2 separate regions of the Homo sapiens genome follow, and region 1 is linked to region 2. The links are chromatin loops, found by intact Hi-C in ENCODE. Cell type or tissue: GM12878. All regions are shown on one strand. Links, peaks and the distances in the headings refer to the core of each region. The heading gives the core; the rest is flanking DNA. Region 1 has its middle 10 kb from the start of SPRR4. Region 2 overlaps PRR9 (proline rich 9).

Evidence for each region. A loop is a pair of places that touch in the nucleus more often than their neighbours do. Peaks named below come from ENCODE experiments on the same cell type or tissue, not always from the same donor. Only the 100,000 strongest peaks of a DNase experiment are listed, where the experiment ranks them.
Region 1: a loop joins it to region 2, with 2.4 times the contacts of the local background. A loop is called at or near these places in 2 of 110 quality-filtered maps.

The regions. Positions count from the first base shown.
Region 1 is chr1:152,955,258-152,965,347 of GRCh38, forward strand. No RefSeq gene overlaps it. Among named protein-coding and RNA genes, the nearest start is that of SPRR4, 10 kb to the right of the region's middle. In GM12878, for the core only: a CTCF peak has its summit at 5,606 (motif pointing right); no DNase peak of the experiment used is centred there.
Region 2 is chr1:153,218,458-153,228,547 of GRCh38, forward strand. PRR9 (proline rich 9) reads left to right here. Exons shown (of 2, transcript NM_001195571.2): 2 at 1-853. The coding sequence ends at 38. It also overlaps the pseudogene RPLP0P4. Among named protein-coding and RNA genes, the nearest start is that of PRR9, 5.9 kb to the left of the region's middle. In GM12878, for the core only: a CTCF peak has its summit at 4,801 (motif pointing left); a DNase peak (open chromatin) is centred at 4,747.

The DNA.
Region 1 (10,090 bases), core at 1,474-9,473, 260 kb before region 2:
CCACAAAAAAAAAAATCGTATGTGAAGGTACACATATATTAATTAGCTCAATTTAGCCATTCCACAATTTATGCATATTTCAAAACATTCTGTTGTACACAATAAAGATATACCACATTTGTCAATTAAAAATAAATTAAATAAAATTCCTTTAAAAATTTAAAAAGAAGAAAAAAGTCAACATTAGAGAAACTGGAAGGATATATAAAACCGCTTTGTACTATTTTGCAATTTTTCTGTAAACCTAAAATTATTCCAAAATAAAAATTTGTTAAAAATAACAAACAAATATAGATCTGTCTTTCATATAGGCCCACCCTTTTTTTTTATTATACTTTAAGTTTTAGGGTACATGTGCACATTGTGCAGGCTAGTTACATATGTATACATGTGCCGTGCTGGTGCGCTGCACCCACTAACTCGTCATCTAGCATTAGGTATATCTCCCAATGCTATCCCTCCCCCCTCCCCCCACCCCACCACAGTCCCCAGAGTGTGATATTCCCCTTCCTGTGTCCATGTGATCTCATTGTTCAATTCCCACCTATGAGTGAGAATATGCGGTGTTTGGTTTTTTGTTCTTGCGATAGTTTACTGAGAATGATGATTTCCAATTTCATCCATGTCCCTACAAAGGACATGAACTCATCATTTTTTATGGCTGCATAGTATTCCATGTTGTATATGTGCCACATTTTCTTAATCCAGTCTATCATTGTTGGACATTTGGGTTGGTTTCAAGTCTTTGCTATTGTGAATAATGCCGCAATAAACATACGTGTGCATGTGTCTTTATAGCAGCATGATTTATAGTCATTTGGGTATATACCCAGTAACGGGATGGCTGGGTCAAATGGTATTTCTAGTTCTAGATCCCTGAGGAATCGCCACACTGACTTCCACAATGGTTGAACTAGTTTACAGTCCCACCAACAGTGTAAAAGTGTTCCTATTTCTCCACATCCTCTCCAGCACCTGTTGTTTCCTGACTTTTTAATGATTGCCATTCTAACTGGTGTGAGATGATATCTCATAGTGGTTTTGATTTGCATTTCTCTGATGGCCAGTGATGATGAGCATTTTTTCATGTGTTTTTTGGCTGCATAAATGTCTTCTTTTGAGAAGTGTCTGTTCATGTCCTTCACCCACTTTTTGATGGGGTTGTTTGGTTTTTTCTTGTAAATTTGTTTGAGTTCATTGTAGATTCTGGATATTAGCCCTTTGTCAGATGAGTAGGTTGTGAAAATTTTCTCCCATTTTGTAGGTTGCCTGTTCACTCTGATAGTAATTTCTTTTGCTGTGCAGAAGCTCTTTAGTTTAATTAGATCCCATTTGTCAATTTTGGCTTTTGTTGCCATTGCTTTTGGTGTTTTGGACATGAAGTCCTTGCCCACGCCTATGTCCTGAATGGTAATGCCTAGGTTTTCTTCTAGGGTTTTTATGGTTTAAATCTAACGTTTAAATCTTTAATCCATCTTGAATTGATTTTTGTATAAGGTGTAAGGAAGGGATCCAGTTTCAGCTTTCTACATATGGCTAGCCAGTTTTCCCAGCACCATTTATTAAATAGGGAATCCTTTCCCCATTGCTTGTTTTTCTCAGGTTTGTCAAAGATCAGACAGGGATGCCCTCTCTCACCGCTCCTATTCAACATAGTGTTGGAAGTTCTGGCCAGGGCAATCAGGCAGGAGAAGGAAATAAAGGGTATTCAATTAGGAAAAGAGGAAGTCAAATTGTCCCTGTTTGCAGATGACATGATTGTTTATCTAGAAAACCCCATCATCTCAGCCCAAAATCTCCTTAAGCGATAAGCAACTTCGGCAAAGTCTCAGGATACAAAATCAATGTACAAAAATCACAAGCATTCTTATACACCAACAACAGACAAACAGAGAGCCAAATCATGAGTGAACTCCCATTCACAATTGCTTCAAAGAGAATAAAATACCTAGGAATCCAACTTACAAGGGATGTGAAGGACCTCTTCAAGGAGAACTACAAACCACTGCTCAAGGAAATAAAAGAGGATACAAACAAATGAAAGAACATTCCATGCTCATGGGTAGGAAGAATCAATATCGTGAAAATGGCCATACTGCCCAAGGTAATTTACAGATTCAATGCCATCCCCATCAAGCTACCAATGACTTTCTTCACAGAATTGGAAAAAACTACTTTAAAGTTCATATGGAACCAAAAAAGAGCCTGCATCGCCAACTCAATCCTAAGCCAAAAGAACAAAGCTGGAGGCATCACACTACCTGACTTCAAACTATACTACAAGGCTACAGTAACCAAAATAGCATGGTACAAAACAGAGATATAGATCAATGGAACAGAACAGAGCCCTCAGAAATAACGCCGCATACCTACAACTATCTGATCTTTGACAGGCCCACCCTTTTGACTATGGTTCCCATGGCTAAGCTGAATATTTTCCAAGGCAGGCAGGGCTGAGGTTTTTCTCATCTACATTTCATTGCACTAGTTGAAAGGGAACTCTGGGTATGTCTAATGCAATGCCTAGATGCAGGTTATGGCCTCCGTGGAGCTGGCCATATCTTGCTCCTCATATGGCCTTTATCTTGCTCCTCATAGCCTGGAGGAAATAAAATATAAATGGTGAAACAAGTGTGCATGCTAGGGCTTCTCTGATGGGAAAGGGTGAGAGGTCAGTGATTTTTAAGAGTGACAGGAAGCAGTAAGCCATATTCCTTTTGTCTTCATTGAATTCCCTATTCCATTCTTAGCATAAGACTAGATTTAGGTGGTGTCCTCTGCCTTGGCACCCTGAGAGCAAAGTGTGTGTGTATGCATATGTGTGTGTGCACGCATGTCTTCATGCCTGTACATGTGTTCATCTGCGTGTACATATGCATATGTGCATGCTATTGTCTTTGTGAACAATCAGGAAAGTGTCACCAGCAACCATAATCTTAATAGTTTCCCAATGGTCTTCCATCGTGCCCTGTTATCACTGCGGCCCCCTGTGAGGAGAGTTGTTAAATTAGAATCTTGGGGGTTTTTTGTTTGTTTTTTAAGGTGCTCATTTTGATTCTCCTTAGTACAGACTGGGAGCAGTCAATAGAATAGTGCTGGCTTTGCCATCCCAGGGGGCAGGTGCCCCTTGGTTGTAAGGCAGGTAGCAGAGAACAGTGGGTAAAGTAGGAGAGACCAAATAAAACAGCAGGCACCAGTGTCAGATGCATATGAACCAGAGCAACTCCATCTTGAATAGGAGCTGGGTAAAATGAGGCTGAAACCTACTGGGCTACATTCCCAGACAGTTAAGGCATTCTAAGCCACAGGATGAGCTAGGAGGTGACCACAAGATACAGGTCATTAAGACCTTGCTGATAAAATACCTTGCAGTAAACATGCCGGCTAAAACCCACCAAAACCAAGATGGCCACAAGAGTGACCTCTGGTCGTCCTCACTGCTACACTCTCACCAGTGCCATGACAGTTATAAACGAATGGCAATGTTAAGAAGTTACCCTACATGGTCTAAAAGGGGGCAGCATGAATAATCCACACCTTGTTTAGCATATAATCAAGAAATAACCATAAAAATTGGCAACCAGGAGCCCTCGGGGCTGCTCTGTCTATGCAGTAGCCATTCTTTTATTCCACTACTTTCTTAATAAACTTGCTTTCACTTTACTCACCCTGAATTCTTTCTTGCACAGGATCAAAGAACCCTTTCTTGGGGTCTGGATCGGGGCCCCTTTCCTGTAACACCAGCACCTTGTAAAAAGATGTACCAAGGCCAGGTAGAGCCTCATGACTCACCTGCAGATGCCGATAGAAGGACACCTGCAGCTCACAAGGGCTGATAACAAGCTCCTTCTATCTCCAGATTGGGCCAAGAAGGGCTCTCTGGCCCAGGGCTAGAAGCCAAAGGAGTCTTTGCAAGAAGACGACTAGGGTCTGAGTGGTAATTACAGCAGTCTGTGTGAGAACTCTCCACTACCTTAAATAATTTAAAGATAATCCTCTGAGGTTGGCAATGGAAATCACCCCTGAGACAGGATCTGTGGGAGTTCAGCACAATTCATGCTTCTCAAGAAATCTCCACTTGGAGATTTCTTGCTAACTGTGGCTTCTTTTTTTAAAAGTCCTTGCTTCAGAACTAAAATGAAGCCAGAGTAGCCTTCAAACAAAAAACATACCAAAGGCTCAGTCACAACCAAAGGTCAATGGGCATAGAGGTGATATGTGGCCAGATTATCTGGTCAATAAGCATGGTTTACTCATTTTCAGCACAGGCTTCACTGCAAGGGTGTCTTCCTGGCAAACCCCTGTCCTGCCTTGACGAGGCCAAAGCCACCATATCCTCACAACCCAGGAGCACACGCAAGCATCTCCCGGCCTTCCAAAGCTAGAACAGCACTTCATACTTCTCCCTGCTCCTTCAACAACAGTGGTTAGTGATGGTGGTTGTTCTTAAAGGGAAAAGATGGCAGAGATCTTTGCTCAGGTATCACCTTGTCCAGAAGCCCAGGGGAGATTTAAGTGTCCTACAGCCTTCCCTGGGTGATGTCTAGTGGTAAGTTGCACTTAGCTGGCCAGGAATTGTCACACTCTGTCTAAATCACTTGGTCACTTGTCTCCTTGTCCCAGTCTCACCACCTGCTTGTTCCCCAAACACAGGGAGTGACACTTAGAGGTCCTTACAGGTGTACTGATGGAGAACCTGCATGTTCAAACTACTGCTGGGTTTCGGAGGAAGTGGCCTCACCCTAGCTTGGGGGTGGCCGCTTTCCCCAACACAGCCTCCGGCCAAGGCCTGCTCTCTGTACACACCATTTGTCTGTGCAGCAACCCCCTCCTTCTGCACTCTACCATCTCTGCGGCTCACTCACTCCCCGAAAGAACCGCATGGCATCGGGCGGCCTATGCCTCCTGAGCCCTGCCTGTTCACAAGCCCTGTGCTGGAAGGTGCAGTCAACAGGCATGGAGAGCTTATGGTTCCCGAGAGAAACAGTGTGACTCAGTCTAAGTTATTTGAGCCAAACTAACTCAGGCTTGATTCATTTACCAGCTACACAACTTGGGGCAAGTTACCCTCTCTGGGCTTCAGTTTTCTTATTTACTAAACAGAGGTGGTGCTTCTCCTCCTATAGAGACCGGGGCTACAATGTAGCTGCTGTTTAGTAAATGGAATCCATTGCAGGGAGAGCTCCTGCTCTCTTCCCAGGTTGACTTGCCTGAACTCCACGGAACCCTTCCTAATTTCCCACCCCTTGCAATGACTGAAGCCAGCCCGTCTGCATCAAGCCCCAATGATGCCTGTACCTGGCAAAGGGACCAAGGCACTGGTTCCAATGGGGAGGTTACTGGCACCTCCTCCGACAGGAGTGTAGTCCAGCTTGAATGGCTGTGGGAATAGGAGGAGTGCCAGCTGAGGGCTCTATGGCCCTGTTTCTCTGCCTGTACAGTGAGGTACAGAGATCACTAAGGTCTCAGCTGGGTCCAAGGGTCCCAGGTCCTGTGGGTCCTGTGGGTCCTGTGGGTCAGCCAACAGCCTCCTGCGGCAAGAACTCCGCTGAAATTAGAAGCAGGTGCACCGGCTTAGCCCTGCCCAGCAGGTAGCGCTCTGCCCTAACCGCCTGGAGGGCTGACTTACGTGGTTTGACGCAAGGTTTCCTGGGTCAGAGTGAGGAAGGAGATGGTTTATTTAGCTTCCCAACCACAGACAAAAAGTTATTAGTAGAAAAATGTCAGCTGCCCACAAATAGTTTTTGTCATGTACTGTGTATGCCCAGGCTGGCTTCTCCATATTCCCTTCCCCTCTCTCTCCTCTTGTATCCCCCACCTGTACACACGCAGTCACATAGACGTATGTGCACACACACAAACACACACACACACACACGTGGGCCCATACACACACCTAAGTCGCTGTCTTAACTGCCGGTAGCATACACTGGAATTAAGCACTTACCTTCCCTTTGGCCAGTGTCAAGCAAAACTAGGAGGGAAATCTCCCTGGGAGAAAAAAGTCAGTGCTTGTATGTGCCAGTACATCAGTCAGGATAGGCTAAGTTACGCCTCGGTAACCAATGAACCACAAATCCCAGGGGCTTAAAACATAGGCTTATTTATAACCTTTGTTTTTATCCTGCATGTCCACTGAGGATCAGCTGCAGCCCTGCTGCACATTAATTGGATTTCAGGATCCAGACTGACAGAGCAGCCTGGGTCTGGAACATGGTCAGTCCTCTGAGGAGAGAGGAAAGAGGGCATAGTGAACCATGGCTCTTAAGGTTTACATCTTATGGACAAAGCAAGTCACATGGCCAGGGCTGCCATCAGCAATGCGGCAGGGAAATGTGCTCCCTGGGGAAGAGGGGAACAGGCAGCAAACTGTTTATGAACAATACGACAGTTTACCTCACCCACCGCAGAGATTGCTGTATTATCTGCCCCTTGGAATTACCGATCCCAGCATTGCCTTTTTTTGAACTGTAGACGTCATCTTAGGCAACCCAAGCAAGCTTTGTCAACTTCTCCTGTGTGCCAGCAGCTCTAAGGCACTGAGTGGAGGGAGGGAACCAAGAGTGAGAAAGATAGGCCCCTGCCTTTAACAGGCTCATAACTGAGCAAGGAAGAAAAGCTCAGAAACATATTAGAGGCATGAAATGAAACATATTAGAGGTAAGTTTGCCATGAGCCACAGAGACGGAAGGGCCTCAGGAGTGTCTAGCAAACTGCACTGTTCCACATCAGGCAAGCAGGTGTAAGTTCTCCTTTACAACCACATTGTGGGAGAGTCTACACTTATATGTACTCTCTGGACTTACCACATATTTGATTTTTCAAACACATATTCATTGTGTATCTCCTATAGGTCAGGTACTTATACTACACATAGGAGTCAATGGAAACTAGGGAATGTTCCTGCCTTCAAGGAGCTCACAGTTAACAGAGGGACAGACCAGGGGATATCCTATTCTAAAACAGTACAATCAGTGCTAGGACAGGAGCTTCCTGAACAGAGATGGGCACCTGGGTAACACAGAGTGGGAAATGTTCAGGGAAGAAATGATTCCATTTCTGAAGTGCTAAGAGTATCAGTCAGGCACAGATTAGGGACACAGTCCAGGTAGAGGGAATGGCTTGTTGGAGAACTATAGTTTTCTTTCTTTCTTCTTCTTCTACTTTTTTTTTTTTTTTTTTTTTGAGACAGTGTCTCATTCTGTCACCCAGAGCGGAATGCAGTGGTGTGATTTCGGCTCACTGCAACCTCCGCCTCCTGGGTTCAAGCAATTCTCCTGCCTCAGCCTCCCAAATAGCTGGGACTACAGGCACCTGCGACCACACCCAGCTAATTTTTTGTATTTTTAGTAGAGACAGGGTTTCACTGTGTTAGCCAGGGTGGTCTCGATCTCCTGATCTCATGATCTGCCTGCCTCGGCCTACCAAAGTCCTGGGATTACAGGCGTGAACCACCATACCTGGCCCTATTCTTCTTTATTTTAATTTAAATTGTGAGTCTTCTCAGAGTGGGGCCATGTGTGAAGGGCCTTTTATACCATGTAAAAAACTGTGGACTTTTTTCTGAGGCCTGAAGGAGTCACTGACGGGTTTAGGCTTGGAGTGGCTTGTTTACCATGGATACAAGGTATAGTCCTGCCTCTTCCCTTCTCATCCAGCTCAGGAGGGATGAATATGCCACATGGTCTATTTGTATTTCAGCCTACTGACTACATACAAGGCCAGTCTCAATGCCCAGTAGCAGCTGCGCAGATCTCTGGGTCCTGGTCGTGAACTCAGTGTCTCAGTGCTCACATGGCACTGTCTGAAACTGATTCTGGCAGACTTTGCTTGATGCAGCTGATTCCCCAGAAGGTTTCCTGGCCAGAGGTCAGGGCACTGACTTGACAGACTGGCCCAGCTTGTGGTATCAACTAATTTGTCTGTTTGATTTGGTTTCTTATCTCAGCCACCATCACTGACCTGAGGGACAATCAGAGCCCCAGCTCTTCATTCCCAGGGCCCAAAGCCTGGGGAATAATCAGGCTCCCCACTGGTTAGTGTCATCAGCAGAAATGTCCTGTTGCCCAACCATCTTCTTCCAGGAAGAGAGCTACTCTCCCTCCATGGCTACTGTGGCTGGTCTTTAGTTGACATTACATCCACTGAGCTTGGTTGACCAGTGACAAAGATTCTTTGCTTGACCAAACTTTAGTCAGGCTCCTGAAACTTCTTCTAGGCTTACCTGTGTACTTGCTTGTAAATTCAGTTTTAGCCAAGAACCAACCTTACTAAGTTTACCAAGAACCACCCACCCTCAATGTCTGATTACCCTTGATATATAATCAGGTTCCTTGACCTCCTCCATCCCCCATGTGAAGTCTGATCACCCTGGCTTATCTTCAGCAAGAATCCTGTTGGGTTTTTTTAGCCACAATTCTTCTTAGCTCTGCTGTTTCCTCTTAGTCACTTTTCATCCACTGACTCCCACCCTGCTCCTTGGCTATAGATTCTCATTTGCCCATGCTGTATTTGGAGTTGAGCTCAACCTCCCCTCTGCTGAAAATCCCATTGCAATGGTTCCTATATCTATCACAATGGTCCTGAATAGAGTCTTTCCTCAACACATGCAACAAGTGTCATTGAAATGTTTTTTCTTTGACACTAGAAATGAAAATCACAGGGAACTCCTAAGAGAAAGCAAGAAAGCAAGAAAGAAAACAAGAAAGCGAGAAAGCGAGAAAGCGAGAAAGAAAGAAAGAAAGAAAGAAACGAAAGAAAGAAAGAAAGAAAGAAACGAAAGAAAGAAAGAAAGAAAGAAAGAAAGAAAGAAAGAAAGAAAGAAAGAAAAGAAAGAAAGAAAGAAAGAAGGAAAAAATTAAGAAATAATTGTCCAGGCCAGGTGCAGTGGCTCATGCCTGTAATCCCAGCATTTGGGGAGGCTGAGGTGGGTGGATCACTTGAGGTCAGGAGTTTGAGACCAGCCTGGGCAACATGGTGAAACCCCATTCTACTAAAACTACAAAAATTAACTGGATGTGGGGGTGCATACCTGTGGTCCCAGCTACTCAGGAAGCTGAGGCAGGAGAATCGCTTGAATCTGGGAGGTAGAGGTTGCAGTGAGCCAAGATCATGACACTATACTCCAACCTGGGCTACAGCTTGAGACTCCACCTCAAAAAAAAAAAAAAAAGAAAAGAAATAACTGTTCAGCTTACATGATACAGTTCTTAGGGCATCCTTTGCAAAGCATTTTTTTGTTTTGTTTTCTACCCTTAGCCCCTCACCCTCTACAGGGCTTTCTTTCTTCTACTATACCAGGACTTGCTTTTCTAAATTAGTTGCCAGCCAGCCAGCCAAACAGTCGATGTATCAGTTGATCAAACACTCAACCAGCCAGCTAGTCAGTTGTTCAGTGAACTGGCCAGTTAGGCAGCTAGTCTATCAGCTCATTTCTTATTTATGCACCCACCTCCTCCCTCCCTCCATCTTTCACTTGCTCACTCACAGACTGACTCACTCAGCAGCATCCTTTAGTCATTGGACACCTGCTCACCAACTAGCTAGTCTATTATCTGGCCAAGCACCCATTTTTACTAGGGTGTAAGTTCTGTCTTGAGCATCCTTCCTACCCTTAAGGAGCTTGCACTCTGGGTGGATATAAAGAGCCACTCCACAGACACCACACATACATCAGTGTATTAACATCCAGGCACGAGGCCTCTTACAGGTGACAGTTGATTGCAGCATAGATCTTCAAGGTAGAAGAAGAGAAGGGAAGGGCTATGTATATGGTTCGGATAAACAGGGATTGCTACTTAAGCATTGGCCTGAACCTGAAAAGATAAATTAGTCCAAAACACATGCTAGGACTTCATGGGTTCTGCCTGTAAGGCCAAACTCTCAGCTGATTCATTTATATATCATCTACCCATTTATTCATGTGTCCATTTGCTGGTTCACATGTATGAAGTGGATATAATATGCGCTTGGTTAGTGTGAGGGATAGATGAGAAACACTCAAATAGCATAAATTAAAAGCTGTGGATATTGAGCAAAGGAGGGAAGCACATCTTTTGGGAAAGATTGGGGAAAGGGGCCATGGGGAAAG
Region 2 (10,090 bases), core at 390-8,389:
TCCAGGAGAAGTGCTCATCCCCTGGCAAGGGAAAGTAGCTGCTCATATGTCATCTGGGTTCAAGAAGATGGCCAGCAGATGAAACCCTGACCCCAGCCCACGCTCTGGTGACCTTCTTCTGTGGGTACCTCTGTGTGCAATGTACCTTCTTGCCTCCTGGCTTCCTTAGCATTCCAGGACTTGGTCTGTGTCTCTGAAGACAGTTCTTTCTGTATTTCATCACCCTCTGTGAATAAGCATTGTTCTCAGCAGTCTGATGGAAGGTCTCAAATGTAGGAATGGTGTGGTTGTCAGGGAAGACCACAGAAGCCTAGCACAGCTTCCTTGGTGCAAAAATTCACCCAGCTCTGGGTGTGTAACAGCCAAGGATACCTTCATTCATCTTTCAGAGTTTCAGGCTCTCAAATAAGCCTCAAAACAAACTGAATTCTGATGGACTTTCCACTTATCACCACCACCACCACCTCCACCACCACCACCACCACAGGTGTTGAGACAAAGCGGCTTGCGGTGTTTCAAAAATCAAAAATTTGGTGATTTTGTCTCTGTACACTAAAAAGAACAGCAAATTATTGAACTTTGAAATGTTGGTTGTGCTTTTTTAAAATGAACCGAAAGTATGTAAACGATTGAATCCAAACAACCAGAAGGGAAAGATAAGATGGATGTTTGGTGCCCTTGTCAATCTCTGTGCTTCATAGCTGGTCTAATGTGGGCCCTTAGTTCTCACCATGTACACTCTTTAGAGATGTGATTTGTGTCTGTGTGATGCAGGCTGGTCTGTTCTCCAGCTTCCTTGCCTTCTTCTCCCTGGTGAAGGTAAAATACATAATAAAGCTGATCCTAAGGCTGATATCTGACTTGACGTGTGCTCTCTTTTCTCCACCATCAAACCCCTCATTGTCCTTGTGACAACTGTCTTCTCCTTTGGTGGGGGAGGGGAGTAATCTGAAACAGGAATAAAACACAGACCTCACCGGTGCATAAAACAGCAGTTCTGAAAGAGGCTTCCTGAAGGTCACTGAGACCACCCCACCCACAACATATCCTAGGTTCACCCACTTGTGCACTTCACACATGAGAAAATCCAGCAAGGGGCTAGGACCTGCCCACACTCAAAACCTCAGGTCCAGGTTCTTTCTACTACAGCATCTTTCCTCTCTGATCCTTGCTTTCCAAAGGGAAAGGCTGAAATGGAAAGGAGGGGAGATGTGTGGAAGAGGGATCCCAAATCAATTCATAACACCTACAAACATAGCATCTGTGTCAAAGGAGAGAGCAAAGCATGCCTCTGAGATTAATGCAGACTCGAGGACCAAAACTGTCTGCCCTGCCATCTGGCCAGGTTTCAGGTAGGCCTGGGGCCTGGGTAACCGGCCTGCTGCCCCCCACCCATGGAGGAAACACAGGCAGTGGCCACTGGGGTTTGTGAACGGGTGGAGAGGGCACTGTACTGACATGAAATAACCACAGGCTGCTCCCTCGGCAGTGCCCCGAGCTCCGACCTGAGCCCAAAGGAAGCTATGCCAAGGACCAGCTTCCTAGGGGGGATGTAGCTTCTTACCCATTCTACAGGTGCCCCCTCCCTTCTCAATCCTCATGAGGAAGAGGTGGAGGGCCGGGACAGCCCCTCCTTGTAGGGCGTGTAGAGCTCTATGTCTCAGTCATTTGGCTAAACTGAGGGTCACTGAGTCTGTGGGTGACATGGACCAGGCCCTGAACTCCATGCACATTCTCTATGGGGATTCTAACAGCAGCCTTGGGGAGTTCCTGTGCTGCCCATTTGCTTAGGAACTTGTCCTAAAGCCAGTAAGTGGTGAAGTCAGGATGCTAACCCAAGTCCCTCTGACTCCAGAATGGAGCTCTCACTTTTGTAATGAAAGTGCTATGGCATACAGAAGAGATTTCCAGAAACTCATTCATTCATTTATCCACCTAAAACATGCTCCCTGATACCTACCAGGTGTCAGGCACCATGCCAGGTACTGGAGAGACAGTGGTGAACCAGGCAGTCAGTATCCCTGTGCAGAGTTACGAGCTGTCTCTTCTGCAGGCCACATGCACCAAGGATACCTTTCTGAAAACCTCCTGGATATCTCAAGTCCCTGAACATCTCCAGATGCCTGAATCACAGTTCTCTTGCCTCCTTGCCTAGTCGAAATAGGTTTTCTCATCCATTTTCCAACCTTGGAATAAACCAGCTGCTCCCCAGGGCCAGCAGCTCCCAGAGCTCCATCCTGCGGAGATGTGCCAGAGAGGCCTTCCTATCAGTGAAGCTTCTGTTCACAGACTCTTCTCCAGCTTGGCTCAAGTCCAAGAAACATCTTTGTTCTCCAGCATCAAAGGCATGCACAGATTGGAGTCCAAGATCAGACACCCAGGCATTAAAGGAAGCACGAGGCTAATGAACAGGGAGAGTCCAGACTTATCAGAGAGAGGGGAAATCTGCTGATTACAGGGGAGGCCTCTACGGTTAGGAAGGGGACAAGTCTGCAGATTGCAGATAGGAGAGCAAACGCCAAGCAGCCAGCAGGCCTTCATCTAGCTCTGTCATAGGAACCTCCACACCTCCTCATCCTCACAGAGGTCTGCCCCAGCCACTGCCTGGGCCACTGCTGCTGCAGCCTGGTCTCTTAAGACACAGACCAGGTCCACAGCCACAGAGGCCACAGGGACAGCTAGGACACAGCATTCAGACTTCCCCAGCTGCCGCTTCTGTGCTGAGCCTTTCAGGAAGTAGGGAGGGGCCTTACCAAGGAAAGCCCTGGATGTTAGGGGTTCTAGCTAACAGTTAACTCAACATGAGACAATAGTGGATCTGTGGGCCCCATATGCCAAGAGGAAAAAATACAAACAGACAGGAATTCACAGGAGGAGCTGTGGATTCACTCAATCACTCAAAATATTTATGGAGAAACTACTATGCCAAGCCAGACTCTGGAAACCTGCGACAGTGCCAGGAGGTGGGCAAGCAGAGCAGTGGCCTGAAAGACTTTCACATCAGGAAGAGTTGAAAAATATTTAGTCTACAAAAGAAAATACCCAAGGGAGTGGGACAGCTGAACTCAAATATTTTAAGTGCTTTTATGAGGGAGGAGTGAGATTTTTGTGAAGTGCCAAAGAACAAAGTTAGGACCCATGGGCAGAAATCATGAAATTGGGCTCAGTTTAAGAACTTTCTTATAATGAGATCTATTGGACTGCGACAGGAGCTGCCTTTAGATGCACTGTGTCCCATGAACTGGAGGTTTGCAAGCCAGTAGATGACAACCAGCTCCTCCCAATCCATCAAATACTGTGACTCCTCTAACTGTAACTTGTACGTGGAAATGGGACCCAGGGGCAGGGAGCCTCCCACGAAGGGAGATTCAGAAGACCTGACCGCAAGCTCAGGAGACAGGAAGTTTCCCTGGCTTCCAGAACACTGCTGGGAGGCTCTTCGGGGGGCCCAAACTTCTGGGGACCAGCAGAATGTGTGACCATGGCTTGAAACTAAAAGAAAGGAGGAAGACAGGTAAGTCATGGGAAGAGGCTCCCCCAGATTTGGGGTTTTCTTAATGTTTTTGGACCCACAAATGCTTCAGCCCTGAGAAGCACCCTACAGTAATTCCTCACTGCTTTCTAATCTCGTTCTTCCCAGCTGGGTTTAGTGTGCTCGCTCCCTTTTACATCTCATTTATTTACCATCCAGATACCCTTTCTCTTCTGTACCAAAGTGATCCGCCTGTTCTTCCACCTGACAACCCATCGCAGATTCCTTTCTGCCTTCACCTTCCTCTCTCCCACCCAGGACTCTCCCCTGTTTGTCTCAGCCAAACCAGGGGTTTCAACCTGACCTCCAGGAAGCCCTCCATGGTTTCAGCCTAGCTCCTAAGTACTGCAGCTTGGGCTCTGTGCTGCAGTGGCCGCAGGGGTCTGCAGCCCTCTACCAGCTGCCTGTATTTGAATGACACATGTCTCCTGTCAGCATGAGAGCCCAGATGACAGCTCCTGGGGCTGGCTGTGTTCTTGCCTGACTTCACAGGGCCCATCACAGTGAGGTCTGAGACACCTGTACGGCTGGCCACCAGCATGCCCCCTGAGCAGAGACAAAGCGGGGTGCTGGCTTCTAGACCACCTGGACAATCTCTTTTATTGATAGGGTAACCAGCTCATCTTGATTTGCCTGGAACTGTCCCAATTTTAGCACTGAAAGTTCTGAATCCTGGGAACTCCCTCAGTCCCCGACAAACTGGGATGGTTGGTTGCCCTAAGCACCTGTGTGTATAAGACATGATGCTTTGTTCCAGGTGGGGGAGCACAGAGGGAAAGCAGATGAGGCCCTCCATGCTGGAGGAACTTATAGCCCAAGGGATTTTTCTGGAAAACTGTAAACCCAGGAGGCCTAGTTCCCACTGCCTGCCCCCTCCATAGCCACATTCTCCATGAGCAGGGGTGGGGGCAGCAGGGGCTGGTGAGGGGTGATCAAATACTAGATCAATGAGCAGGTTCCCAGCCTAGGCCTGTTTCAGCATGAACTGGCAGGTCTTGACCAGGAGAAGTGGTATCGTGGGGGCCACCACCCCTATTCGACAGCAGATCTGGACTTGTCCACTCCTGCTCTCCTTCTCTCCTACGGACACCTGCCTCACATCTGAAAATGGTTGAAAGAAAATAAGTGGCCAGCTGGCAGGGCCTTCTCAACTCAACCTCCCTCATCACCCGGTTCCCAAGCCAGCCTCATAACCTGTCTTTCCTCCTTTAGAAGCCGCTGGGGACCGTTTCTCTTCTCTTCCCAACAGCACCACCTGCTGGCCATAGAGGCACTTGGCCTTCTACTAATCACACCCAGTCTGGCCTGAGTTGGAGATGGCCGCACACACTCCGGCCGTCAGTGCTCCATGTGGAGAAGACAAGAGTACAGAGATGCAGCATCTAACAGAGTCAGAGGAAGGCTATATGTGCAAGACAGAGTTACACTATTTATAGGGTGGGAGCAACACGAATAATGGTTCAGGACATAGGCTCAGGAATCAGACTTCTGGAATTCAAATCTAGACTCCACCACTTCTATTGTTCCCTTAAAACAAATTTCTCCTATGTGAGAGTAAGTGACACAGAATCTCCTATGAGCCAAGCACTGGAGTTACAGCAGCGAACCAGATACACAGAATCCCTGCCTCCCAGAGCTCACATGAGAAGGAAGACAGACAAAAAGCAACTCAGCAAATGCATAAATAAGAAAGTGAAAATGAAGAAAATGAAACAAAGTGGTGAGGAGAGACCAGAGAAGAGGGGTGCTCTTTAGCTCGGGTAGCGTGGAAAGGCCGATCTGAGATGGGGATGTCGGAGTAGCGACATGAACAATAGGAGGAGCCATCCATGTGGGATCGGGGTAAGTATCAGCGCAAAGAGAACAGCAGGTACAGGGAGTACTGCAGGTCAGACTGCCCCTGGAGCCTTAACTCGGATGCTGCATTTGAAGGTAGACCCTGGCCAACTTTTAGTTCATCCAAATTAATGTGAGAAAAAGAGCGAGGTCTCTGGGCACCTTGTCACATGAGCTGTGGCTGAAGGAAGGGGGCGTTTCATCCAGAGATGAGGAGACTTAGAGACACACAGTGGCTGTCTTCAGGCCTGTCAAATGTCAAAGAGAGAGGCAGTGGATATATTCTTTGTGATCCCAAGGAGAATAGCATGGATCAGTGAGTTCTGGGCACAGAAAAGCAGATTCTGCTCATATCAGGAATAAAATGGCCCAGCAAATGAAATGAGCTGCTCATGAAGTAGTGATCCCACCATCCATGAAATATGCAAGCAGAGACCAAATAAGTAGCTGAGATTATAGGAAGTGTGGATGCAATGCTTTTAATCTTTAATTATCACCTACTCTTGCACTTGAATTGCTTATAGGTTACCACAAGATTTTGCTTCTCTCTGAATACAGTAAAATAGCCTTTGTCAGCCAGTCCCTGAAGGGATGTCCGCCCCAGGGTTGGGGAACATCACAGCAAGGCAGGAGAAAACTGGCTGTTGGGTACAGAACACGCTTCTTGTCAAACCCGGAGCAGACTCTGGCAAAGATGAAAAGCGGAGGTCCTCACCTCCCTTTCATATGCTCCCCTTTTCTGTCCCAGCACCAGAAGATGGAACTTCCTTTTCCTTACAATGGTCTAAGAAAAAACTAGTCTAAGCAATTAGAGAAAATATCCTACAATTCCCAAGTCCTAAAAGTTTTTATGTTGCACATCCTGGTAATAAAAATATTTCAGCCTCACCAATAAACATATAAAAACGGTGTTCAACCTCTCATTATTCATCAGAGAAATGCAAATGAAAACCTCAAAGAGATACCACAACACACCGACTGGAGGGGATAAAAGTAAGAAGACAGAATCACAGTGTGGGTGAGGTTGTGGGAGTGCAAATTGGTACAACCACTTTGGAAAACTCTTTGACGGTCATGACTAAAGTAGAATGTATACACAGCCAATGACTGAACAATTCCTCTCCTAGGCATCTGCCCCGCATACGGTCACCAAAACTCAAACATTAGAATGTTCATTCTAGCTCTCATCAGGCATCCTTGTGAAAGTGGCATCACCTTTAAACCCTGCATGGCAACCCCTGACACACTGCCAGGCTGCCCAGGGAATACAGGGCAACCTGGAAGTCCAACTACTTCCTTCAGATCATCCAATTTTTCAATCATTATCTGAAATGTTTCATTGTAGAAGCAGCAATGTGGGCTCCAAGTAGATGCAGCAGATCCACATGTCCCTCTGAGGGAAAGCCATGGTGCCAATGGGCAAGAACACCATGATGTGCAAGGCCATCCAAGGGCACCTGGAAAACAACCCAGCTCTGGAAAAACTGTTGCCTCATATCCAGGGAAATGTGGGCTTTGCGTTCACCAAGGAAGACCTCACTAAGTTCAGGGACATGCTGCTGAATAGTAAGGTGCCAGCTGCCACCCATGCTGGTGCCATTGCCCCATGTGAAGTCACTGTCCCAGGCCAGAACACCGGTCTGGAGCCTAAGAAGACCTCCTTTTTCCAGGCTTTAAGCATCACCACTGAAATCCTGAGTGATGTGCAGCTGATCAAGACTGGTGACAAAGTGGGAGCCAGTGAAGCCACACTGCTGAACATGCTGAATGAACATCTCTCCCTTCTCCTTTGGGATGATTATCCAGCAGCTGTTTGACAGTAGCAGTATCTACAACCCTGAAGTGCTTGACATCACATAGGAAACTGCATTCTCACCTCCTGGAGGGTGTCCGCAATGTTGCCAGTGTTTGCCTGCAGATTGGTTACCCAACTGTTGCATCAGTACCTCATTCTACCATCAATGGGTACAAGCAAGTCCTGGCTTTGTCTGTGGAAACTGATTGCACCTTCCCACTTGCTGAAAAGGTCAAGGCCTTCTTGGCCGATCCATCTGCCTTTGTGGCTGCTGCCCCTGGGGCCACTGCCACCACTGCTGCTCCTGCTGCAGCTCCAGCCAAGGCTGAAGCCAAGAAGAGTTGGAGGAGTTGGATGAGAATATGGGATTTGGCCTATTTGACTAATCACCAAAAGGCAACCAACTCAGCCAGCTTTATTTGCAAAACAAAGAAATGAAGGCTTACTTCTTTCAAAAAAAAATGTTTATTCTAGTGTTATTCATAATATCCAAGTATCAGAAAGAATACAAATACCCATCAATGAATAAATAAACGGTGGTATATTCAGACAATGGAATTCCATACAGCAATGTATACAAATGATCTACAGCTACACACAGCAATAAGGATGAATCTCACAAACATAAAGTAAGTGGCCAAAAAAAAGACACATAAAAAAGCATTAGGATGAAACATATGAAATTGCCATTTATGGAGGTCAAAAACTGTTCATAGGGTTCAACATAAAACACGCTGTATAGTTCCATTTATATCATTTATGTACAGTACAAAAGCTGGCCAAATAAATCTCTGTTGTAGACAGTAAGAACGTGGTTGTGTGTGTGTTGGTTGTAGTAGCGTGGTCATTGGATGGGAGAAGAAGGAAGGTTTCTGTGTTGCTGGTAACATTCTATTTTTTTATCTGGGGGCTGCTTATCTGGTTGTGTTCAGTTTGTGAAAATTCATTGAGGTGGACATTTACAATATATGCACTTTTCTGAATGCATATTTTAATAAAGAGTTGAAAGTTCTATTGGGGTTCATCATATAATACATACATATTATTTAGAAGCAATAGATATGTACTGTCATTCTAACATCATGAAAGTTAAAAGACAAACACAAAATACAGACAATTTTAAAAGAAAAGATAAAAATACATAAAGAAAAAATTCAAATTTTTTCTTTCTGCTCCCAATGAATAGTTTTATGCACCCTCAGTGAACAATCAGCTCTTCTGGAGATTTTTTATAATGAAGTCCTGGATTACGTAAATGCTGCATGATCTTTGGCAAATCTCCCAGCCTCAGTTTCTGCATCTGTAAAATTGCACTGATGATCACCCACCCATCCTAGATGGCTGTCCTCAGGATCGAATGAGGTATTTGTGGAAGTATTTAGTAATTTGTAAAATGTGAAGGGTTAATATGATTATTACTATTAGCAGATAGTTACTATTAACATAGATTTACATGATAGTGAAGCCAATTCTATAGTAAATAGTTTGGATTTCATTAAAAGTAGCTAGAGATTTCAAGAGGAGTGTTCCCCATCACTAGGATGGCAAAACTATCTGCCAAAGGTATTGTAGAGTGATTCCTGCACCAGGAAGAGAGTGGAAATAATAATATTAAAAGTGATAATAATGGTGAATATTATGTGGCAGATATTTTCTAAGCACTTTATGTATATTAGCTGCTATTATAACCGTTATAACAAGCAAAAGAAGGAGGTCATATTAATATGACTATTTTATAGACAAAAAACTAAGGCTCAAAGAAATTAACCTACGCGAGATCTCAGAGATAACAATTGAGATAGCCTAGTTTAGATGCTCTTCACATTACCCTCCAAAGCTGATGCGAGCATTCAAAATCTATTCCCATTCAGCAAAGTTCAGTCTAATATCAAGGCAAACTTCCTTTCATTAATCTATTACTCAGCAAGTATTTTTGAGCCCCTATTACATGCCAAGCTCTATACTGGGTATTGGGTATGCAATGATAAATAAGCAAACACAGTCCCTGCACTCAGAGCATATGAGCTAGTAAAAGAGGCAATCAATATAAGAAATACACAAAAATAAATACATAATTCTAAATTTTGTTACATTCAACAAAAGAAAGTTCTAGGTTATATAAAATAATGAATTGGAGAACCTAATTTAGATTAGAGATCAGGAAAATCTTCCATGAGAAAATAAAATTTAATCTGAAACTGGAGAGGTAGGAGGAGTTGTCCAGGTGACAAAAAGAAAAAAATTATAGTGAAAACAAAAGATGGTTCTGATATAGGAAAAGCCTGATTGTTGTCTCAGACACAAAGATAGAGAGTGAGAGGGACTGTGTCCCCAGACAGGGACAGGAGGTGTGTGGGCAGGAGCAGACCCCACAAGCCTCTGAGACCACGTGACAGGTTTTGACTTTTGCCCTAAGAGTGAAGCATTAAAGATTTTTAAGCAGAGAGTGACAAGATTCAATTTGCAGATTGTAAATATTGCTCTAGTTAAAGTGTGGAGAATGGATTAGAGGAAGCAAGCAAGAGGTGAAGCGGGAGCCACTGGGGACACCATGGCTATAGCCAAGTCTCTGTGCAGCAGCAGCCACCATTTCCAGAAGCAGCTGGGAAAGACTGAAGGAGGAACAGGTTTGGGTGCAGTCCAGGTAAGAAGACCAGGGGCTCAGTTTTGAACCTGTCAATTTTGAGACGCATACAGAATAACCAAGCAGAAATACAAAGTAAGCACTTACATCTATGAGTCAGGAGCGCGGGAAAAATTCAGGAATGGAGATCTACACTTGGGAGCCATCATCGTAGGGGTAGCATTCTAGCTTTGGGGTGTATAGATCATCCAGTGACAGAATATAGATTAAGAAAAGAAGGGAACTTAAGACCATGCCCTGAGAAACCTCAACAGCTAAAGGTTGAGAAGAGAGAGAGCCCTTG